2 separate regions of the Homo sapiens genome follow, and region 1 is linked to region 2. The links are chromatin loops, found by intact Hi-C in ENCODE. Cell type or tissue: endothelial cell of umbilical vein. All regions are shown on one strand. Each heading gives the region's core, and the rest is flanking DNA. Links, peaks and the distances in the headings are about the cores only.

Region 1 (11,112 bases), core at 3,420-8,419, 280 kb before region 2:
CTTTAACTTTAGCCAATATGTTCACACACAGAATTTCTTTTACAATATGCATTTTTCACAAACCTCCCAGCACTTGCTCAAACCTTCAGCTTTATCCTATCTAACTTAAACCAATCCTTTAGCCCTCTAAACTAGGCCAAAAAAAAAGTCCACATTCCCATGCCTTCTTATAATATTTTACCAAAAATACATTTCACTTTCCTTACATACCTTGCATGTAAAACTGTTTCCCTAGTAGTCCGTTTTTTTTGTTTTGTTTTGTTTTGCTTTGTTTTGTTTTGTTTTGTTTTGAGGCAAGGTCTCATTCTATTACCCAGGCTGCAGTGCAGTGACACAATTTCAGCTCGATGCAACCTCCACCTCCTGGGCTCAAGCTATCCTCCCACCTCAGCCTCCCAAGTAGCTGGGGCTACAGACATCACCACCATGCCCAGCTACTTTTTGTATTTTTTATAAAGACAGGGTTTAGCCATGTTGCCCAGGCTAATCTGGAACTCATGAGCTTAAGCGATATTTCCACCTCAGCTTCTCAAAGTGCTGGGGATTACAGGCATAAGCCACTATGCCTGGTATATCTCTAGTAGTCTTAATTACATGTTACAATGTTAACTCTTAGCAACTTTTATTTTTGGTGAAAAACCTGGTAAGTAAGTGATTCTAATTATGTACCAGCTTTGGAGCTTAAGACACCAGACAGAAGTGTAGATAAGGTCTGACTCTTTCTAGCATAGCCAGGAGGCATGGCTAACTCCACATGTCCTCAGGCCTTACTTAGAATCTAATGGCTCCAAAGCAGGTACTAGAACAATTTTTAAAAGTGAAAGAAGCAATTGACCTTAAAGTATTCAGCAACCAGTGTAATTTAGACCAAATGTTTTAATTTTACCAATAATCTGTAAAACTGTCTTTATTTCCCAAAGATTAAATCAAATAATCTTTGGGAAATACAGATTGCTTGATTGATTTAAGCTCTTATTATTTTTAAGCCAATTAATCAGAGCTCTTTCATTTATACATATCACACATACAACACATTTAAATAGACAGACAGATCTAGTAGTTGTAAGATTTTTCATTTGCCAGCTTTTAAGTTTCTCTTTAAAGTGTGCAATTTCTAGGGCCTAATAAGCAGGCACAGCTGGAAGGCAAAACAGATTCCCCAAAATTTTGGGTCCCATTTTTATACCAGATCCTGGATCGCAAAAAGAGGAAATCAGGCCATTTCCCATGGGAGTCTTATCTCTCAGTAGTGAGTGGGTATATTTCCATATCTTCCAGGGGGCCAAGAGCATGTTTCTCTGATCCAAATGTGCAAAGAGTTGAGTATCCCCCCATAACTGTCATTAGCCATCCCTAAAAGTGCATTTCCTCCCTTGTTATTATACACTAAAGTTCTCTCACAGGGCAAATTTCTGATACCCCCAAAAGTCAAAAACATCAGATAATGCAATGCAAAAGAGAACAGAGCCTTATATTTTAGAGGGATCTATCCACTTTCGATTCCTGGGATTTTATGAGGAAAACAGAGATTTTTCCCAAAATGAGGTCGTGGCACCTCCTCTGTTTTTCCCAAGAAGTCCCATGCTGCTAGAAATTCTTAGGTCCTCTCATGTGTGCATCAAGAATGGCAAGAAGACAAAATGGAGAAAAACAGTTCATTCAACTGAGAAGAAAAAAAAACCTTTTTTCCAGAAAAACATCTTCCAAGAAGAGAAGAAACATAAAGTTCTTTTAAATATAGGTAAAGCTTGGCTATCCACTTTTAATTAAGCTAACTTTTAACCATACCACTCTTTTTAAAAAGTCCTTTTAAATTTCTTGTTACTGATCTCACCCAGGCCAAATGGCCAATATTTCTGGCTTTTGAATTTTACCAACAGTAACCTCTCAGGCAAAACCAGTAAGCCTTAACTAAGGTTATAACTTAACCACGAGTCAACGAGTTTTTTTCAAAGAGATGGTTAGCAGTTTTTACAAAATGTAAAATCTCCAAAGGTAGCTCAGAGAAAGGAAAATTCAAGAAGGAAGTCAGAAGTTGTTCACAGAGGGGCAGAGAATCAACAAATGGCAACATTCACACAGATATGAACCAAAAAGTACTCATTCCCTAGGCCAGGAATTGAACCCTGAACCCGGGCCCCCATTGTGAAAAGACAAAGCCTTAGCCACTAAGCTACAGCACTGGACAGTTTCTGTTACTCTTCCCAGAAGGAGCCTAGAAGCAGCCAATTCTTAGCTTGCAAAAACTTTTAACTGCTCAAGACAATTTTTAAGGCTATGACATGAATTCCAAAATTCCTATTCTCCGGATGGTGGAGAAAGAGAAACTACTGCCCCGCAGTTACAAGATCAAGCTCCCAAGAACGTAGAACAAGATGAGAGGGAAACCTCATCCAGTTTCATTGTTTCAGGGACCTGCAGCAAAGTTTGTTACTGACCAGCTTGCTGGAGTGTGTTGAACAGTGGTTTTATGGGATACTAAGCCCATGTTCTCTCCTAAGATACTCTTCTTTATGACAGAATGATACAGAAAGACAAATTTATAGCACAAAATACATCAGATTCACTACAGCTTAAGACTAGCCTCAGAAATCCTTTTTCTCATTAATTAAAATTGCAAGAGATAATGCAAGAGATGGTGATTTTTACCATTCCTACAACAAATTTGTGCAGAGAGATAGGAAAAGGAAGGGAGAAAAGCATTGCCTGCAGTGGGGTAGGGAAGGCAAAGAGCTCATGGAGGCCAGAGAAAGACCCACCCATTGCAGTGACACTGAACCAGAAGTTCAGGTGGCCACTTGTCAGCCACAAAGGGATATTTTCCAGCATGCCCATCAGCTCTCAATTGTCCCCCTTTGGGGAGGAAAAAGCTCCCCATGTCCCATGGTCCTGTACATGCTTAATTCTGTCACCCACAGCCATCAGCAAAGAATGCAAGACAGATTAATCCAGAGAGAATAATAGTCAACATCCTGCAGGGCCAAATCCATTTTTAACCAAGAAGGACTTTACTGACAGGGGCCTCTAACCCCCTAAATCTTAGGAAGGACTCTAACCTTCCTAAGTTGGGCCTCAAACCCAAGTTCAGTCAAGCATCCTTGCCTTTTATTAAGAGGGGCCTTTAACCCTCTCTGTCTTAGGAGAGACTCTAACCTTCCTAAGTTAGGCCTCTAACCCAATCTCATCCTTTACCTGAGTAAAATGTACCCCGCCATGTACCCAAAGTTAGCCAATTGGTGCTGCAGTCTATTTCGTTTGGGTCAGGGTCTCCTCAGTATAGTCCCTTTGTGGTTCACCAGGAAGATGTTGCCAGAAAGGGATGTCAATCCAGACCTCAAGAGAAGGTTCCTGGATCTTGTGCAAGAAAAAATTTGAGGCAAATCCATAGAGTAAAGTAAAAGTAAGTTTATTAAGAAAGTAAAGGAATAAAGAATAGGCAGTGCAGCCCCAGGGGCTGTTGGTTGCCCATTTTTATGGTTATTTATTGATGATATGCTAAAAAAGGAATGGATTATTCATGAGTTTTCTGGGAAGGGGGTGGGCAGTTCCCAGAACTGAGGGTTCCTCCCCTTTTTAGACCATATAGGGTAACTTCCTGACATTGTCATGGCATTTGTAAACTGTCATGGTGCTTGTGGGAGTGTCTCTTAGCATGCTAACACATTATAATTAGTATATAATGAGCAATGAGGATGACCAGAGGTCACTTCACCACCATCTTGGTTTTAGTGGGTTTTGGCTGGCTTCTTTACTGCATCCTTTTATCACCAAGGTCTTTGTGACCTGTGTCTTGTGCTGACCTCCTGTTTGATCCTGTACTTACAAATGCCTAACCTCCTAGGAATGCAGCCCAGTAGGTCTCAGCCTTATTTTACCCAGACCCTATACAAGATGGAGTTGCTCTGGTTTAAACACCTCTGACATAACCACCCAACACATTCACCTTGCCTGCTGCCTAGAGCCTAGACAGAGCCAATTTATAAAGACAGAGGAGCTGCAATAGAGAAAGGGTAATTCATGCAGAGCTGGCTGTGCAGACCAGAGTTTTATTATTACTCAAATCAGTCTCCCTAAGAATTCGGAGATCAGAGTTTTGTTTTGTTTGTTTTTTTGGAGACACAGTCTCTCTCTGTTGCCCAGGCTGGAGTGCGGTGTTGTGATTTCAGCTCGCTGCAACCTCCTCCCAGGTTAAAGCAATTCTTGTGCCTCAGCCTCCTGAGTAGCTGGGATTACAGGCAAGCACCACCAAGCCCAGCTAATTTTTGTATCTTTAGTAAAGACAGGGTTTCACCACATTGGCCAGGCTGGTCTTGAACTCCTGGGCTCCAGTGATCTGCCTGCCTGGGACTCCCAAAGTGCTGGGATTACAGGTGTGAGCCACTGTGCCCGGCTGGGGATTGGAATTTTTAAGGATAGTTTGGTGGGTAGGGGCCAGTTAGTCATGAGTTCTGATTGGGCAGGTCAGAGATGAAATCACAGTGAGTCGAAGCTGTCCTCTTGTGCTGAGTCAGTTCCTGAGTGTGGGCCACAAGACCAGATTAGCTCAGTTTATCAATGGCGGGGGGGGGGGGGGGGGGGGGCGGGGGGCAGCTTATTCACTGAGTACAGCAAAATATCTCAAGAACTGATCTCAGGTTTTACAATAATGATGTTATCCCCAGGAGCAATTTGAGGAGGTTTAGAATCTTGCAGCCTCCAGCTGGATGACTCCTAAACCATAATTTCTAATCTTGCAGCTAATTTGTTAGTCCTGCCAAGGCACTCTAGTCCCCAGGCAGGAAGGGGGGTTTGTTTTGGGAAAGGGCTATTATCATCTTTGTTTCAAAGCTAAACCATAAACTGAGTTCCTCCCAAAATTAGTTTGGTGTACACTCAGGAATGAACAAGGACCTCTTGGAGGTTAGAAGCAAGATGGAATCAGGTCAGATCTCTTTCCCATAGAAATTGCCTCAGTTACAATTTTTGCAAAGGCAGTTTCAATTGCAGTACATGGTGCTCCATAGAGACTAAGCCAGGACAAGTGAGAGCCAGATGGGCACTGGGAGAAAAAACAACTAAATGTGGACAAAGGAGACCCTAAGAAGCTGAGAGGCAAAATGTTATCATGCATTCTTTGTGCAAGCTTGCCTGGAGGAGCAGAAGAAGAACCCAGACGCTTCAGTCAGATTCTCAGAGTTTACTAAGAAGTGATCAGAGATGCAGAAGTCCATATCTGCTAAAGGGAAAGGAAAATCTGAAGACATGCCAAAGGCAGACAAGTCCTGTTATAAAAGAGAAATGAAGGCCAGGCGCCGTGGCTCACGCCTGTAATCTCAGCACTTTGAGAGGCTGAGGCGGGTGGATAATGAGCTCAGGAGTTCAAGATCAGCCTGGCCAAGATGGTGAAACCCCGTCTCTATTAAAAATACGAAAAATTAGCTGGGCATGGTGGCAGGTGCCTGTAATCCCAGCTACTTGGGAGGCTGAGGCAGGAGAGTCGCTTGAACTCGGAGGGTGGAGGTTGCAGTGAGCCGAGATCACGCCACTGCACTCCAGCCTGGGCAACAGAGTGAGACTCCGTCTCAAAAAAAAAAAAAAAAAAAAAAAGAGAGAGAAATGAAAACCTATCTTCCTCCTAAGGGAGAAACAAATAAAAACTTCAGGAATTTCAGTGTGCACAAGATGATTCCTCAGGCATTTTTCTTATTCTATTCCATCACCCCAGAGTCAAAGGAAAACACCTGGACTATCCTTTGGGGATGTTGCAAAGAAGCTTGGAGAGAAGTGGAGTTGGCTTGAAAGGAAGCGGCTGAGGCAAAGTTAATATAAGTAGAGAGTTTATGTGGGCCAAGCTTGAGGACTGCAATCTGGGAGCACAGATTCAAGTTGTCCTAGATATACAGTCTGTTAAAAGTAGGTTTTTAAAGGAAAAGAAGACGAGCTTCTTAAGTTGTTTACCAAGAATTTACATTAAAATAACATAAGCTATTGATTGTCTATATATTGTTCTGTGTGTAGGAACATGAAGATAATTCAAATTCCAAGAACATGAAGATAACGGGTGAGGCAGATAGTCAGGAACAAGGAGTCTTTAAACAATTGCCCTCGGGCATGGGTGTAGAGGACATGACTAAAGTCTCATACTTATGTCTCTGTGGACCAGATGAATTTTGCATACTTCACATAGCTCAGAATGCTCTAAGCTATTTTTCTTTTCTCAGGAATAATAATACTGCTGCAGATAACAAGCAGCCTTAGGAAAAGAAGGCTGAGAAGCTGAAGGAAAAATACAAAAAGGAAATTACTGCATACCAAGCTAAAGGAAAGCCTGCCAAAAAGGGAGTCATCAAGGCTGAAGAAAGTAAGAAAATAGAAGGAAGATGAAGAGGAGGAGGAAGAAGATAGAAGATGAAAATGATGATGAATAAATTGGTTCTAGTCCAGTTTTTTTTTTCTTATCTATAAAGCATTTAACCCCTGTGTATACAACTCACTCATTTTAAGGGAAACAATTGAAATGTGTAAGATTTGTATTTAAACTATACAGTGTCTTCCGTTTGTATAGCCGACCCACTATCAAATTTGTCTTTAGATAGCCTTGATGGTATTTTCAACAGACTCTAACCTTGCCTGGTACAGTATGGGAGTTGTAAATTGGCATGGAAATTTAAAGCAGGTTCTTTGGTGCACAGCACAAATCAGTTACATGTAGGAATGATGGTTTCTTCATCTTCAGTTTGCTCTGATATGGCTTGTATGAAATAATTGTTTGTTAACTGAATAACACTCAGTAATTGCAAAAAAAGAAAAAAGAAGAAGAAGTTGCTGCTAATTTGTAACTGCCAATTGGTTCTTCTTGCCTACTGTCCAGATGAAACCAGTTTAACAAGACAGGGGAATTGCAATAGAGAAAGTTTAATACACGTAGACCCAGCTAAATGGGAGACCATAGTTTTATTATTACTCACATCAGCCTCCCCAAAAATTTGGAGGCTAGAGTTTTTTAAAGATAGTTTGGCAGGTGGGGGACTAGAGACTGGGTCCTGCTGATTGGTTGGGAATGTAATCATATGGGTGTGGGAAAATGGTCCTCACGTGCTGAGTCTGCTTCTGGCAGGGGACGTAGGACTAGCTGTCTTCAGTGGCAGGTCTGGATGGAGCCATCTCGTTATGAGAAATGCGAAAGTCTGAAAAGACATCTCAAAAGGCCAATCTTAGGTTCTAAAATAGTGATGTTATTTACAGGAGTAATTGAGGAATTTACAAATCTTGTGACCTCCAGAACAATGGCCGGTAATTGTTTAACTACGCCTGCATCTTAGCAAGATTCAGGCCACTCTCACAGTCCTAATCTTGTGGACTTTTATTAGTTTTACAAAGGCAGGTTAGTTTTGGGAAGGGCTCTTATCAGCTAAACCATAAACTAAATTCTTCCCAAAGTTAGCTTGGCCTACACCCGGGAATGAACAAGGATATCTTAGAAGCAAGATGGAATCAGCTATATCATAATTTAATTACTGTCATAATTTTGCAAAGGTGGTTTCAGTTTTGTTGACATTCTGAATGCTTCTAAGTAAATACAGTTTTTCATTAGTAAAAAAAAAATATGATTCCATTGAATCATGTGTGTGTGTGTGTGCGTGTGTATAGTGGAAGGGTGAAAGGTAGGAATGAGGAACAGTCCCCTAACTTTTTAGTCCCACCTCTACCATGGTGTTCTGTGCTTTTTTTACTCTTTTTCTCATTGTTTCATATATTCTGTCCAACTTTTTCTCTGCCCTGACTTTTTGTCAAGATCTTCCCTGCTTAATTTGGGCATTGTTTTTTGGTAATCTTTTAGAGACATTTTGATAATCTCCAACAATCATCTTACACTTCAAAGCTGATCTAAAAGATGGATGAGCAAAGATCTGCTCAAACTTTAGAAGAAGACATGGGCTGATCTCAGAGTACCTTAATTTCAGCAGCTCCACTATTTCAATGTAATTTTATCATTAATAACCAGCATTGTGATTAATATGTGCAGTTATACATGAAAGAGATTTTGAAGGAAATTGTAATGATTCTGAACACAAGAGGAAAAGTTATTGCTGATCTATTATTCATATCAGAGGAAACTGACTGCAAGTGTAAATATAAATAAGAATGTAGCAACAGTAAAGAATAACCTGAGGGCATGGACATGTTTTCAGGATATTTAATTCCAGATAAAATATGTAGAAAGAAAATATAATCATATAATCTGTATTAGTCAGGGTTCTCTAGAAAGATGGAACCAATAGGATAGAGACAGAGAGATAGAGATGAAGATAGAGATAGAGATAGATAGAGATAGAGATAGAGATAGAGATGATAGAGATAGGTAGAGATAGAGATAGGGATGGGGGAGGGATATGGGCAGGGATAGAGATAGAGATAGCTGAGATAGAGATAGAAATAGAGATAGAGACATAGAGATAGAGATAGAGATGATAAAGACAGAGCTAGGGATAGAGATAGAGATGTATGAGAAGGGATTTACTAGGGGAATGGGTTCATGTGATTATGGAGGCTAAAAAGTCACACAACAGACCATCTGCAAGCTGAAGACCCTGGGATAGGTCTAAATCCTAAAGCCTAAGAACCTGGGAAGCCAATGGTTTAACTCTCAGTCTGAGGCCAAAGGCCTGAAAACCCAGGAGGCCACTGTCATAAGTCCTGCAGTCCAAAGGCTGGAGTTCTGATGTCCAAGACCAAGTGTGTCCCAGCTCTGAGAGAGACAGAAAAGAATTCACCTTTCTTCTACCTCTAGCCAGGTCCCTAGCCAATTGGATGGGGCCCACCCACAGTGAGAGGGGATCTTTCCCATTCAGTCCACTAACTCACAGCCAATCTCCTCTGGAAACACCCTCACAGGCACACCCAAAAATGATGCTTTGCCAGTTCTCTAGATATTCCTTAATCCGGTAAAATTGACCTAAAATCAACTATCACATGATCTTACTGTACTGTATACCATGGGGCAATTGTAATTGTTTGTTCTTTAATTGTCAGTGTCACTCCCTTTAAAATTAGCCTACTCTCAGGAATTGCTATTCAGCAAATGGCTGTGAGAGAGACCAGAATACCACCTAATGGATGTGGGCATTTTCCATTTCAACAGATTCATTTTATTGAGTGGCTGCTTGGAGCTAGGTACTCTGATGGTTGTGGGGGACATGAAATGAACAAGGCAGACAAGGTCCCTACTCTCATGGCACTTGCATTCTAGCAGAGGAAGAAAATTAAAAGTGCACTATACAAATCAAATATATAAAGTAATAAATGCTATTGAGGAACATAAAACAGAATAACAGAGAACAAGTGCCTCTTTGGTGGGTATGAAGTGGTCTCTTAATATGAGACATTTCAACGGTGGTCCAAATAACAGGAAGAAGATAGCTGTAGGAAGATCAGGCAGAAGAAGATTCTTGACAGGAAGCAGTAGTGTGAAGGGGTAAGGCACAAAGTTGGCAAGTTTTCAGACTAGAAATTAGGACTCTGGCTGAAGCCAAGATAGAAAGGGGCCAAATATCTAGAGCTCTGTAACCTAGGCATGAAATTTGATTCTAAATGCAAATCAAATCTGTTGGAGGGTTTTAAGTAAGGAAGTGACACGATTACATTTACATTTTTAAAATATTCTGGCATAAGGATGGTCATATAGATCAATGGGACAGAATTGACAGTCAAGAAATAAATTCATATATCTATGCTCAATTCATTTTCAACAAGGGTGCCAGGACCACTCAATGAGGAAATAATTGTCTTTTCAACAAAAGATCCTGGGACAAGTGGATGTCCACATGCAAAAGAATGAAGTTCAACCCCTACCTCACACCATATACAAAAATTAATTCAACATGGATCAAACACCTAAATGTAAGTGCTAAAACTCTTAGAAGAAAACCTAGGGGTGAGTCTTTATAACCTGGAGTTTGGCAATGGATACTTTCCTTTTTTTATTTTTGTCTCAAACAACCTATATTTATTATCTGACAGTTCTGTAAGGCAGAAGTCCAACATGGGTCTCATGGGTGTCAGGTCAACTCAGGGCATGTGAGTGAAGTTATCCTAGACCATGCAGGCCCAGCTGAGCCTTTAGCTGATCTCAGCAGTCAGAAAGCTGACCCAAACCAGAGAAATTCCTAGCTGACCCATAGAATTGTAAGAACTTATGCATATTAATTATATTAAACACTGTTTTCTAATACCTTGTCATACAGCAAGAGCTAACAAATATGGGAGGTGACCTAGAAAGCTGTGACATGCTCATTGCCAAAGACGTGGAGGACAAAAAACTGGCTCCCTCTGAGGGCTTACACTACCAGACAGGACCTGCCATTTGCACAAAAGCACTGGGGCAGCCAACGGGTCACTGCACAATCACCATGGAGCAAGCAGATCCTCAGGACTTTAAAGGCTGCACAGATCACCAGCATCCAGATGAGATGCAGGAATGAGCCAGCAATGGCCGCTTCCTCCACCAGCCAGTGCTCCCTACATGAGACTCTTCTCATGCCTCCCTGAATTCTGTATGGCTAGGGCAGGGAACAGAGGAGAGGGAGGAGAGAGAGGCTTGCGGGGAGAGCAAGCCACATGATCTCCTCTGCCAGCAGCTCACTGCTGAAGACCAGGGCAGAGGATCATCACATCCAAGTAAACTAAGTATTTGCCTGAAAGGGGGTAAAGGTTTTAACTGTGAATCAGAATACTAGCCAAACTTATTGGGCAAGAGATCAAGTTTTCTTTCTGTTCCACTTTCAGGATCAGAAAAATAATCTGAAAAGGCAAAACTGATAGTAGTGGTTATTGTAGGGGCATGGGGGGAGGAAATCACATTTGCACATTACTGGATTAAAATTCCCCAATTCAGTCTGTTACAGTCTCTCATTCCTTTTTCTCTCCCTAATATTTGGAACTAGTGGCACGCCTGGCCTTTGGAGAATGGAGGAATGAATGTCTGAGTCTTTGCTCATGTCCTCTCCAGCTAGTCAGTCTGGTAATATTCTAGGAGTCCTCCATGATTTAACTGAAATTCCAGCCCTTTTCTAAGCTTTTCCAACACCCAAGGCTCAACTCTACCTCAACACTTAACCAAAGTGTTTTGTAATT
Region 2 (11,112 bases), core at 2,541-7,540:
TTACCTTTGAGCATCATGCGCTCAAAAACTTTTGGTAAATTTTGGAGCATTTTGAATTTTGGATTTTCAGATGTGGGATACTCAACCTGTAAGAAATAGATACTTGCTCCAGACACCTTTGAATGCACATTATCATGCCAGACCCCATTCTCAGCACTGGGGCCACAAAAAAGGATAATACAGAAATGTTAAGAAAGTAATCTTCCTGAGCAAGGCTGAGAGAGACCAAGAGAGTGTGATCTGTTCTGGCAGAAGAAAGCAAAGTGAGGAGGAGCCTGTGGTAGACAAACGAGGTGACCTGATCCAATGCTCTATACTCCTACCTTCCATTTTTGGTTGGAAGTCACCCTTTCCCCAACTCCCTAACCACACTTCCTATAAAACTCAGTCAAAGGGCTAGTCTAGGCCAATCACAGCATGGTAGAAAATGACATATCAGCACTGTCTAAATTCTTTTTCTAGAGAAATGGTCTTTCTGGAGTTTAACTATCTTGATTCCAAAATTACAAAATAACTAGTGAAGACATTATTTAAGTTTGATATAAATGGACATAAGGTCTGAAAGAAATTTATAAAAAGTTTCTATATCTCAGAAACATTTCACTTAATATACATATGTCATGGAAATAAATTAGAAATCCTTTAAATCTCATTAGTGGATGTGTCTTGTGTTTCTTGATCCCTGGCTATGACAATTTGGTCCAAGGGATGAGAAGTAATCCCAATTGGTCAAATTAGAGTATTTTTGTGGCATTTTAAAACTAAGGAGTCCTCCTTTCTTCTTGGGTCACTCAACTGCAGGGTTGCAAGACTGGAACTATTTGGTCCTGGTTCCTGTCAGGCAGAGATAATCTGATGGAGACAGATGAAAATGAGGCCATTATATTGAAAGAAGCAGGCAGGAGAGGAACCAACACAAACAGAGGGAGAGCCTGATTCTAGGATCAACTCATACCTGAGGCCAACTCTACCCTGCTTTTCTCAGCCACGTCAAGCAACAGTCCCCTTTTAGGTGGAAGGTATAAGCTACATTAGTGTCTCTTTCAACCAAAAGAATCCTAATACAGAACTTTTCTGGTGGAAGGGAAGGAGGGTCTTTCTGGAGTAGTTACCACTGGAGTAGAATCTTACAAGGGACCGAAGTAATTAGCCAGGTACAGACAGACAGTTACAGAAAAATGGGCAAAGCCCAAGATTAATTAAAGGCACACAGAAGCTACTGAATATATTTGTTAAATAGAAATTCATTGAGCATATTTTATTTGCAAGTCACTTTTAGGTACTGAAGGTAGGGAATGGGGATAGAAAAGAAAATGCAAAAAATGCAACAAGACACATTTTAATGATAGTAAACTGGCAATGGCATACTTGTTTACAGGTCAGGTAACATATACGGGGAAGTCCAAGGGAGAGAATACAGTCACGGGTTCTTAGTTTCTGTTCCTGATTGGGCCAGTAAAGCCCTTCCTCATCCCTCTTTTCCGCTTACCACTAGGGAGAGAAACTAAATACCACAGCTTCAGGCTGCTAAGCACCTAAAACAAAACAAAACAGAACAAAAACAACAACAAAATAAGGCAAGTTGGAAGAACTTGTAAGTAAACAGCAAAGGAAATGCTAGGAGAAATTTACAAAAGCACAACAGAAGAAGGAACATTAAAGTAGCACTCAATTCCTTCACAAAATAAGCAAGTAAAGTCACAAGGACAGAGTCTGACCTAAAAGGTATGGAATCTTACAGCAAAAGAGTAAGTCTTATTTATACCTTTCAGAGACACCTTTTCAAGTGCCAACATGTCTGCAATAATTGACTATGTTAGGCCATGAAGAGAAGTTCAAGAAACACCAAAAAGTAGAAATAGTATTATCTACATTCTTTGATTACAATGTAATAAAATTAGACATGAGATAAAAGCAAAATTTTTAACAAACTAACCAGTGAGATAATTTTAAGTTATCTCCTAAAATTCTCACGGGTGCCTAGGGTCTGGTGGTACATTTGAGGCAGAAGCCCCCCACGCAAAAATCTCTGCTGAGACGAGATGTAGAAAGCTTAAACAAAAAAAAAAAAAAAAAAAAAAAAAAAAAAGCTCCTTCTACCCCAACCATGAGAAAAGCCCAAATGTTGTAATCTACAAAATTATGACTTTTTCTGAGTTTATAAGAGAGCTGAGTTTTTGAGGCAACCAAAGGGTGACAAGCCCCTCTGAGAAGATAAAACACATGAACTGTTTTATGTTTGAAAGTAACAGGAGAAAGAGGTGGTCACCACACAAATGGGTAGGAATAAATCAGCTAAAACTTCAATGAAATGTTAAAAGCCAAGTATGAACTAGGGGGTCACTTTGGAACAGTTAGGAGCACCAGAAATAAGTAGAGCTTGCACTGGCTCGAAAGCTTTCACATGAGTTCCACAAGGTGCTCAGAAAAATGCAGGTCAGGTAGGAGACCACAGGGAGCCCCTTTGGTGGCACAGGCATGCAGGAGGCCACTGGCTGCTGCTGGAGCCAGGCCCAAAGCCCCTCCATCTCCCCCTAGTCCCTTCTCTCCTAGCCTGTGGCTCTTAGGGCCACTGGCTGCCTGAGGAAGAATGTTGTTAGTAAACTGTCTATTGAATGAACTAATATATTAAAAATGTTCTCTTAATAGTTGTCAAAGTAATGTACAATTAAAGCAGTTCAAAACTAATTGTGAGGCTGGGCATGGTAGTGCATGTCTGCAGTCCCAGCTACTTGGGAGGCTGAAACAGGAGGATCCCTTGAGCCCAGGAGGTTGAGGCTGCAGTGAGCTATGATCGCGCCATTGCACCCTAGCCTGGGTGACACAATGAGACCCTGTATCTTACAAAAACAAACAACTAATTGTGGTAAAACACAAAACTCATGTACAATTAAGTAACAAGCATGTTAAAAATATTTTGCCAGCCGGGCACGGTGGCTCATGCCTGTAATCCCAGCACTGTGGAAGCTGAGGCAGGTGAATCATTAGGTCAGGAGTTCGAGACCAGCTTGGCCAACATGGTGAGACCCTGTCTCTGCTAAAAATACAAAAAATTAGCTGGGCGTGGTGGCAGGCACCTGTAATCCCAGCCACTCGGGAGGCTGAGGGAGGAGAATTGCTTGAACTCAGGAGGTGGAGGTTGCAGTGAGTCGAGATAGTGCCACTGCATTCCAGCCTGGGCGACAGTGCAAGACTCCGTCTCAAAATAAAAAAAAAAAAATTTGCCTTCTTTCTTTTGTAATTTTCTTTTTTTGTAAGAGATGTGGTCTTACTAGGCTGACCTTGAACTTCAGGGCTCAAACATTCCTCCCACCTCAGCCTCCCAAGTAGCTGGGACTATAGGCGCATACCATTGTGCTCAGCTTAGCCTTATTTCTATTAATAATTAAAGAAATACAAGTTTAAGGATTTATACCTGCCCATGTTACCCACCATGAACATTTTTTATAAGATTTTTTTGTTACAAAAACAATATATGCTCACAATAAAAAAGATGCAGATTAAAAATAAAGTATAAAACATCACTGACCAAGTGTGGTGGCTCACAAGTGTAATCACAACACCAGCCTAGGCAACATAGTGAAACCCCATCTCTACTAAAAATAAAAAATGAAAAAACCCCCAACAAAACAAAACAAAGACTATCACCCACTAGAGAACAACCATAGTTAATCCTGGCACGTAAACAGATGAACATAGAGAACTGCAAATTTGTGTGTGATATTTTATATTCACAATTTAATTTTAAAATGGTTTATATGGCATACATTGGGTATTTCTCCCATTTGTCAATATTCCAAAACCATCTTTCCCTGTCAGCAGACACATTTCTATAATGGTTTTTAAAGGAAGCATAATATTTTATTGCATAAATGTACCATAATTTCTTTTTTTTTTAGCATCATAGTTTAGTAACCAATTCCCCATTGAAGGACTTTATGACTCATTCTAAATTTTTAATGAATATTTATGCTAATGAAGGGGAGGGAAATGTCAGTTACTCCAAAATTTAAATCTCAATAGTTGAGGAAATGAATTATATAATGGAAATCTTAGACTACTATGCTTGATAGTCACCAGAGCAAGCACAGCTGCAGTCTGAAAGGCTTTTAAGCCAGAAAAAAAGAAAAAAGGAAAAGAAGTGAACACATTTATAAAGCTTTCCAAACTGTCTATCACAAATGACCACGGCTTACAGCAGACCTAGCTTCTGGATTGATGACTTGAATCTAGTCATTCATTTTACTTAAGAGAAAGACAGGAAAAAAGTATCTGTCGTAAGATCAATAAGCCCAGAGTGAAAAATAGGTTTCCTCAAACACCGAAAATAGCACCATGCAGTTTTTGTCTTTGAATTTGAAGAAAATGTAGGTGAAAGTCTTTAGCATAAAGGGACAGGAAACATCTTTATAAGCACACCACAAAAATGTGAACACATAAAAGCTAACTCAGTAACTTCAGCCTGATCGGTTGAAATAAATGAAGAAGCAGAAAAATGTTTATAACATGTAACAGTTAAACAATTAATATTTTTTAATATACAAAGAGTTATTACTAGCCAGTGATAAAATCAAACTACTCCCAAAGAGATGAATGGGCAGAAGGCATGAAAAAGCAATTCACAAAACAAACAAATGGCCAATAAACACGAAAACTGTTGAACCTTAGAGAAATGAAAAATAGTAACAAAGTCCTGTCTTGGTGATGCTGTTCATGTGAGGAAGACAATGTGAATTGATATCACCTTTCAGAGTGAAATCTACAAGGATCAAAATGAAGTATACGTATTCTTTGAGTCATTAATCTCACCTCTAGGAATTTACCTTAAGAAGATAATTACACATAATATATATAATTGTACTACACACTGTAGTACTCCTTATAATATAATGAAAACAAACTCTGAATGGAGAATCTGTGAAATAAATTATGGTACATATGTGCATACAACAGAATACTGTGTAGCCACTAACAAATGCTGAGTACTCAGTAGATCTACATTTGTTAGATGGATAGTTGAAAACTATCCATGAGACTGCAGACTTTCTAAAAGGAGGAGGCTGGAGAATAGAATAGAGGGTGTCACTTCATCAAGTTACATACATTGCTACTGAGATGACCTGAAGAATGGTCACCAAATGCTGACAGTGAATTCTAGTGATTTTTATATACTTCATGGTATTTTTCTAGATTAAAAAAAAATAATAAATGTGTCATTTTTATAAAAATATTAAGAAGCATTTTACTGATGAGGGGAAAGGCAGTTACATTATGACAGACTCAAGTATTCTCAAAGAGATGAATTTTATCTAAATATAGTTCAGCTATTAAGGCCAGCTGGCTGTTTTATGTCTGCTTTATTGCTTGTTACTTTGTAACTGTGGTATAAAAAAGAATTTTTCTGGTGTGCCATCTTGGGTTCCTGGTAAAAGCTTCAAACACCCTTGGAATTTCCTGAGTGCTGGTGCCTTTGTTCTGCTAATGAGGCGATTCAGATTGCACATCCGGGAGTCAGGGGAGGGCAGAGACCGAGCTCAATCATGTGGCCAATGATTTAATCAATCATGCCTACAGAATGAGACTTCAATGAAATCTTTGGTCACCAAAGGTCAGTGCAGCCTCCTGACTGGTGTACACGCTGATGTGCCAGGAGAGTGGGGTGCCCTGACACTAAGGGGAAGGGTTGTAGAAGCTCTGCTTTCCCTTCTAGGCTTCGCTTTATGTGTCTCCTTTATAATAAAACTGCAGTGGTAAGGACAGGACTTTTTTCTGAGTTCTGTGAGTCATTCTAGTAAATTATGGAACCTGAGGTGGGGACATGGGAACCTCCTACAATAGTAACCAGCTGGACAGAAATGTGCGTGGCCTGGGGATTCCCCTGAAACTTGTGGATGGAGTCTGAAGTGGGGGCAGTCTTGTGGACTCTGTTCTTAATAGGCGAGATCTGCGATTACTCCAGGTAGTCAGTGTCAGATTTGCAATGCAGTACACCCAGGTGGTGTCAGACCAGTTGGGATGAAATGGAAAAGTAATCATCCTAAGTAATGATATAGTATTATTTTCTATAACTGATACTTTGAAAAAATGTCAATGTAGTAAATGGCCAATAGCTTTGTTGATCGGATTTTGTGAATTTCCTACCACAAACAATAACACGTAAGAAATGTTTCTGCTTCTTGGACATCCAGATGCCTCCTATCTGTGCCATTCATGCAGCTCTCCCAGGCTGTGCTCCCACAGCCCCATGGGCCTCCACTACAGCACTCATTCCCATGTACTGCATCGGTCTCATACTGCCTCTCTCTCATACACTGGACTGTGAATTCCAAAGCAGGCATCACATCTTCTCCATCTTTGTATCTCAGAGCCTACCACTGTGCCTAGAAAGTGGCAGAGGTGCTATTAAATTTGGTGGATGAATGAGTCTGTGAAATAACTGTCCATAAAAATCACTCCAGTGGAGGAAAGTGAAAACTCAGGTTTGAAACTTCGCAGTCATTATATGCTCTTCTCCTCCTGCCAATCTTTCAATACTCAACAAAATACTGTGTCTGGGGGATCAAAGTGATAAGCGACCTCTGAAGGAAAATGGTAAATGAAATAAGAATTCCTTCAAACATAATAGGAAAAAAGAAAATAGTGTTAAATATTCCTTTTCCTTTTCTCTTAGATTTTTGTGGTCTCATGACAGGACATGAGAAATCTGGTTTGAAGGACTAACTTTTTTTGTGTGGGCAGAATGCTTTTATCCTTTTCTACAACAACTTACCTTTTAACCTGGCATCACCCCCAAAGGCACCACAGCCCCAGTTTCCTGTGGCCACTGCAGAAAGATTCTCTGAAGAAACTCCAGGACGGAGAAATCCACAGTAAGCCTGCAGGATAAAAGAATTATCAAAGCCTGTGAGTGCCTAGACACTAACAGTGTTTCTGACTGATGTACTAGGATCAGTGTCCATTATCAAGCTTATGTTCAATTTCTCATTTTTTTTTTCCATAGGGGCCAAAATAGAGGGAAAAACAAAGAGGGAGAAAGGGAGAGAAAAACCTGGGATTATGCAAGGAAGAGACTAAGAAATGATAAATTCTAATATTTATTTGTTTGAATGCTAAGCACATAAAATCCCTTAAACTAATACAGGTCCCAATTTATTTTTCCACTTCAAACAAACAGAAATGAAAATAGCAGATATTTCAAGAACTAATAGGATCCCAATTATAAACTACTAGGAAAAACTACCAGGAAAGGGACTTGTTAGAACAGTTTTCTTTTTCTTTGAAGGCTTTAATCACTATTTTTTTCATCAGGCAAAGGGTCACTATTATGCCTCCTCAGCATTCTCTCTCTCAGTTATGGAGATTAGATTAATAAATGTGCTTCCTGCTACTGACATACTTAACAAAGAGCAAGCAACTATCTATAGAAGGGATTCCTATACCTGGTTATGAAATAACCTTTAAGATGCCTTTTGGCTCTAAGATTCTCTAGTTTCACAGCTCTGTTTTAAGCTAGAATATTTAAAAACTTGCCAGTAATGTGAGAAAAGTACAATATATTCTGAAGATGCTGGCTAAGTATTAATTAAATGAACAGCTCATTTTCTATATGAGAAGACCATTGTGTAAGATCCCAGAGTTCCTGATTTCCACCTCTTTGCTGTCAGCTAGTTGGTCTTTCTGCCTTCTTTCTAAATTCTTATTTTCTGAAGTGATCAGACTGTAACAGGCTTAATACAGCAGCAAAGCAAAACTCCCCTGGGTTCTCAAGTTCCAAACGAAGCCTAAAATATAGCTTACATATAATAGCAAATACAATTAAAAGAATGATCTTGACAAATGTTCCCAGAGAAAAACCAAGGATAAAGAAAGATGCTTCTATGAAACCCACACATAGAAATATATTAAATTGTTCTTTGAAGTTTCCACAAAGGTATAAAAATTTATTTTACAGACTGTCTCGATGGATTAACAAGGCTATTCCTTCCATACCCTCCTAGACTGTAAATCCTGACAGATATTAATTATAAGTTGGTACCAGATCATTATTCAACACTGTGGTATAGAGCTTACACAAGCGCTCACAAATTACCTGCATAGTCAGATGCATGGAGCTTCTGAAAATCTCTTTCAGGTCAAAAAAATCTGAGAGCTCCATTTGTTTTGAATAGGCTCTTGAAAGATAGTCTGTGTCATTAACGAACAAGGGAAAAAACAAACCCTCTGGAAGAATAAACATAACTTTGCCGCTTTGTTTCATGTCAGAATTTTCTAACATGCCTAGAGAGAAGAAGGCTTCCTCAGATTCCTAGTTCATTTCTCTGTTTTATACTATCAGGATGGTTTTAGTTTCTTTCTTACTGCTGTCTCTAAATAACTGGGTTAACTTTACTTCAATGTGCAAAAATAGCTTAGTGAAACTAAGGCCTAATGATTGAGAATTTGAAACATTTAAATTATTAGAAGCAAAATCTAGTACAAAATATTATCCAATTTTCCTGGAAAATTATCTATCTTGAAAAATGGCCATAAAAACAAACCATGAAACTGAAAATAAACCTCATTCAGTGTTTAGATCAAATCTTTAAAAGTTCATGGCTGTAACCCCAGCACTTTGGGAGGCTGAAGTGGTAGGATCACTTGAGCTCTGGAGTTTGAGACCAGCCTGGGCAATATGGCAAGACCTGTGGTGTCACCTACTTGGGAGGCTGAGGTGGGAGGACTGCTTGAGCCTGGGAGGTCTAGGCTGCAGTGAGCCATGATGGTGCCACTGCACTCCAGCCTGGGTGACAGTGAACTCTATCCCCCACCCCTGCCACCAAAAAATATTAATCAGATAAAAATTAAATGATAAAATTACATAGAAATTAGAATAACTGGTTATAATGATTAAATACAAAATTATTTTATTCTGTTAAGAAGCAAGCATTTGTAAGGTCAGAAATAAGACAGCAGTAGTATGCTGCCCTGAGCCCTCTTTGGAAAGTCAGCCCAGGCTTCTCCCTTCTCTAGGAAGAAGGATGCCTTAAGTGCTGGAGACCAGGGCAGAGCCTTGAATCAGGGGACCTTTCCTTTTATGAGTAGGAATTGAACTCCCTTGGTAAAGAAACAAAGATGAGATAAGGATAGAGACCTTAAAAGAGTTGCCAAGTTCTCACTCCACAGCGAAAGGCATTAGGAGTTCTCAAGAGCTCTATATTGGCAAATGCGTTTGTTTTTCCCCCACCCAGAGCAAGAGTACTTGAGAAGACTCATCAGAAAGCTGCGAGAATAAAAGAAAGCCAGCTTGAACTCTAGCCATACCCTGCCCTGACAGTCTGCAATGACAGAGCAATTTATTTTTACTAATCAACAACTCAGAAGGGGGAAAAGAAAAAGGAAGCACTGAGACCTCAGGATAGTAAGCAGAAGATACCAATGAACAACCCTCTCTTGGAATGAGTTTTGATGGGAAGGGAAGAAGACAGCGAACATAAAGGTAATTTGGGAGTCCTGAAGGTTGCAAAGGGGTGTATTGAGAAGAAAGATGAAAATATTAGTACCTAGAGTTAAAAACTAGAGACCAACCAGGACATGGTAATGATAAAGATGTAGGAAAGAAGGAAAGAAAACGGAAAAGAGACCAAACAAAACTGGTATAAAGTCTACAGGCCCAAAATGAGGCCCAGGAAAGAAATGGTATCCAGGGGAATAGTCTGGCACAAACTGATGTATAAGATTTTACACTTAAGTAAGATCTTTGGCTTCAATATCAATTTTAGAAGGCCCAAGCAGATAGACAGTTACGTGCCGCATAGTGATGTTGCAGTCAACAACGAAGCACAAACGTGACGATGGTCCCATAAGATTATTATACCATTATTTTCATAGCACCTGCCCTATGTTTAAGACACAAATACCTACCGTTGCGTCACAGCTGCCTATAGTATTCAGTATAGTAACACACTCGACTGGTTTGTAGTCTAGGAGCAATAGGCCATACCATCTAGCCTAGGTGAGTAGCAGGCTATACCACTTAGGTTGTGTAAAGTGACATGTGCACAGTGACTACTTCACAGAACATATCTCCATCTTTAAGTGATGCATGATTTTACTTAAAAGATGTCTTTCATTATCATGTAAATACATTATTCTATTTGCTGGAATAATTTAATAATTATTGTTCCTAAAGTTACTCATTTATATGAAATCAATCTACTATACTTCTTTAACTTAATACACAGTGGATATTGATACTGATTTTCTGAGGTTTTTAGTATTCTCTGATTTCTTACGACTTTTTTTTTTTTTTTTTTTTTTTTTTTTTAGCCCAGGCTGGGTTCAGTGGTGTGATCCTAGCTCACTGCAAACTCCACCTCCCGGGTTCAAGCGATTCTCCTGCCTCGGCCTCTCGAGTAGCTGAGATTAGACTTCATCCCTAAAATAATTATAACATTAATACATTGTTTTTGCTATTCTAAAATGCAATATATAAAATGAAAGAAGTATGCAGATCTTAGTTTCCTGATGTATAAAATCCAAGATTGGGTTATGTATTTAATTGTTATTCTGATTCTATATATTGGGAAACTTAAGGGAAAACCCACTACAAATGATACATTTTGAACATTCTCGAAAAGTAAAGTGACACATATTTTATGAAAAGACTGTAAGTGCTCAGATGCTGAACTTCTTAGGAATATCAGCAGCAAATACTGACTGGTTTTGTTTTCAGGCTTTGGTTTAATAACAGTCCTATTCCAAATACGGTGGTGAATAATAACAAAAACATCAATAAACAGATCAATTTTTAAAAAGGTAAATAGGGATGATTTGTATCTCTCCACCTTGTTCAATCTCAGATTCAGAAAGCTCCACAAAACATATTCATTACTTAATCCTACCTAAAATCCTACCTAACATGGCAAATACAACTTTTCACAAGTGATTTGTTTCTTCTCTTGCAGTGCTATTTGCCACTTTTACAAGCTGAAGTCATAAATCTTTCTAACCCTAAAATAATTCTCCTTTAGAATGATACCCAGCTGATCTCTCACAGGATTAAACATTGCTTCACAGTATGAGTTAGATAGAAGGAGACTGGTCCCCCCCTTTAAAAACCAACTCTACTTGCAG

The links. Peaks named below come from ENCODE experiments on the same cell type or tissue, not always from the same donor. Only the 100,000 strongest peaks of a DNase experiment are listed, where the experiment ranks them.
Region 1: a loop joins it to region 2, with 8 times the contacts of the local background. A loop is called at or near these places in 1 of 110 quality-filtered maps.

What each region holds. Positions count from the first base shown.
Region 1 is chr10:49,546,248-49,557,359 of GRCh38, forward strand. It overlaps the pseudogene HMGB1P50. Among named protein-coding and RNA genes, the nearest start is that of ERCC6, 13 kb to the left of the region's middle. In endothelial cell of umbilical vein, for the core only: no CTCF peak of the experiment used is centred there; DNase peaks (open chromatin) are centred at 4,474 and 6,204; H3K27ac peaks cover 3,593 bases.
Region 2 is chr10:49,826,034-49,837,145 of GRCh38, forward strand. PARG (poly(ADP-ribose) glycohydrolase) reads right to left here. Exons shown (of 18, transcript NM_003631.5): 16 at 6,770-6,875. Among named protein-coding and RNA genes, the nearest start is that of OGDHL, 69 kb to the left of the region's middle. RefSeq lists enhancers at 4,876-5,641, 5,642-6,405. In endothelial cell of umbilical vein, for the core only: no CTCF peak of the experiment used is centred there; a DNase peak (open chromatin) is centred at 5,558; H3K27ac peaks cover 2,337 bases.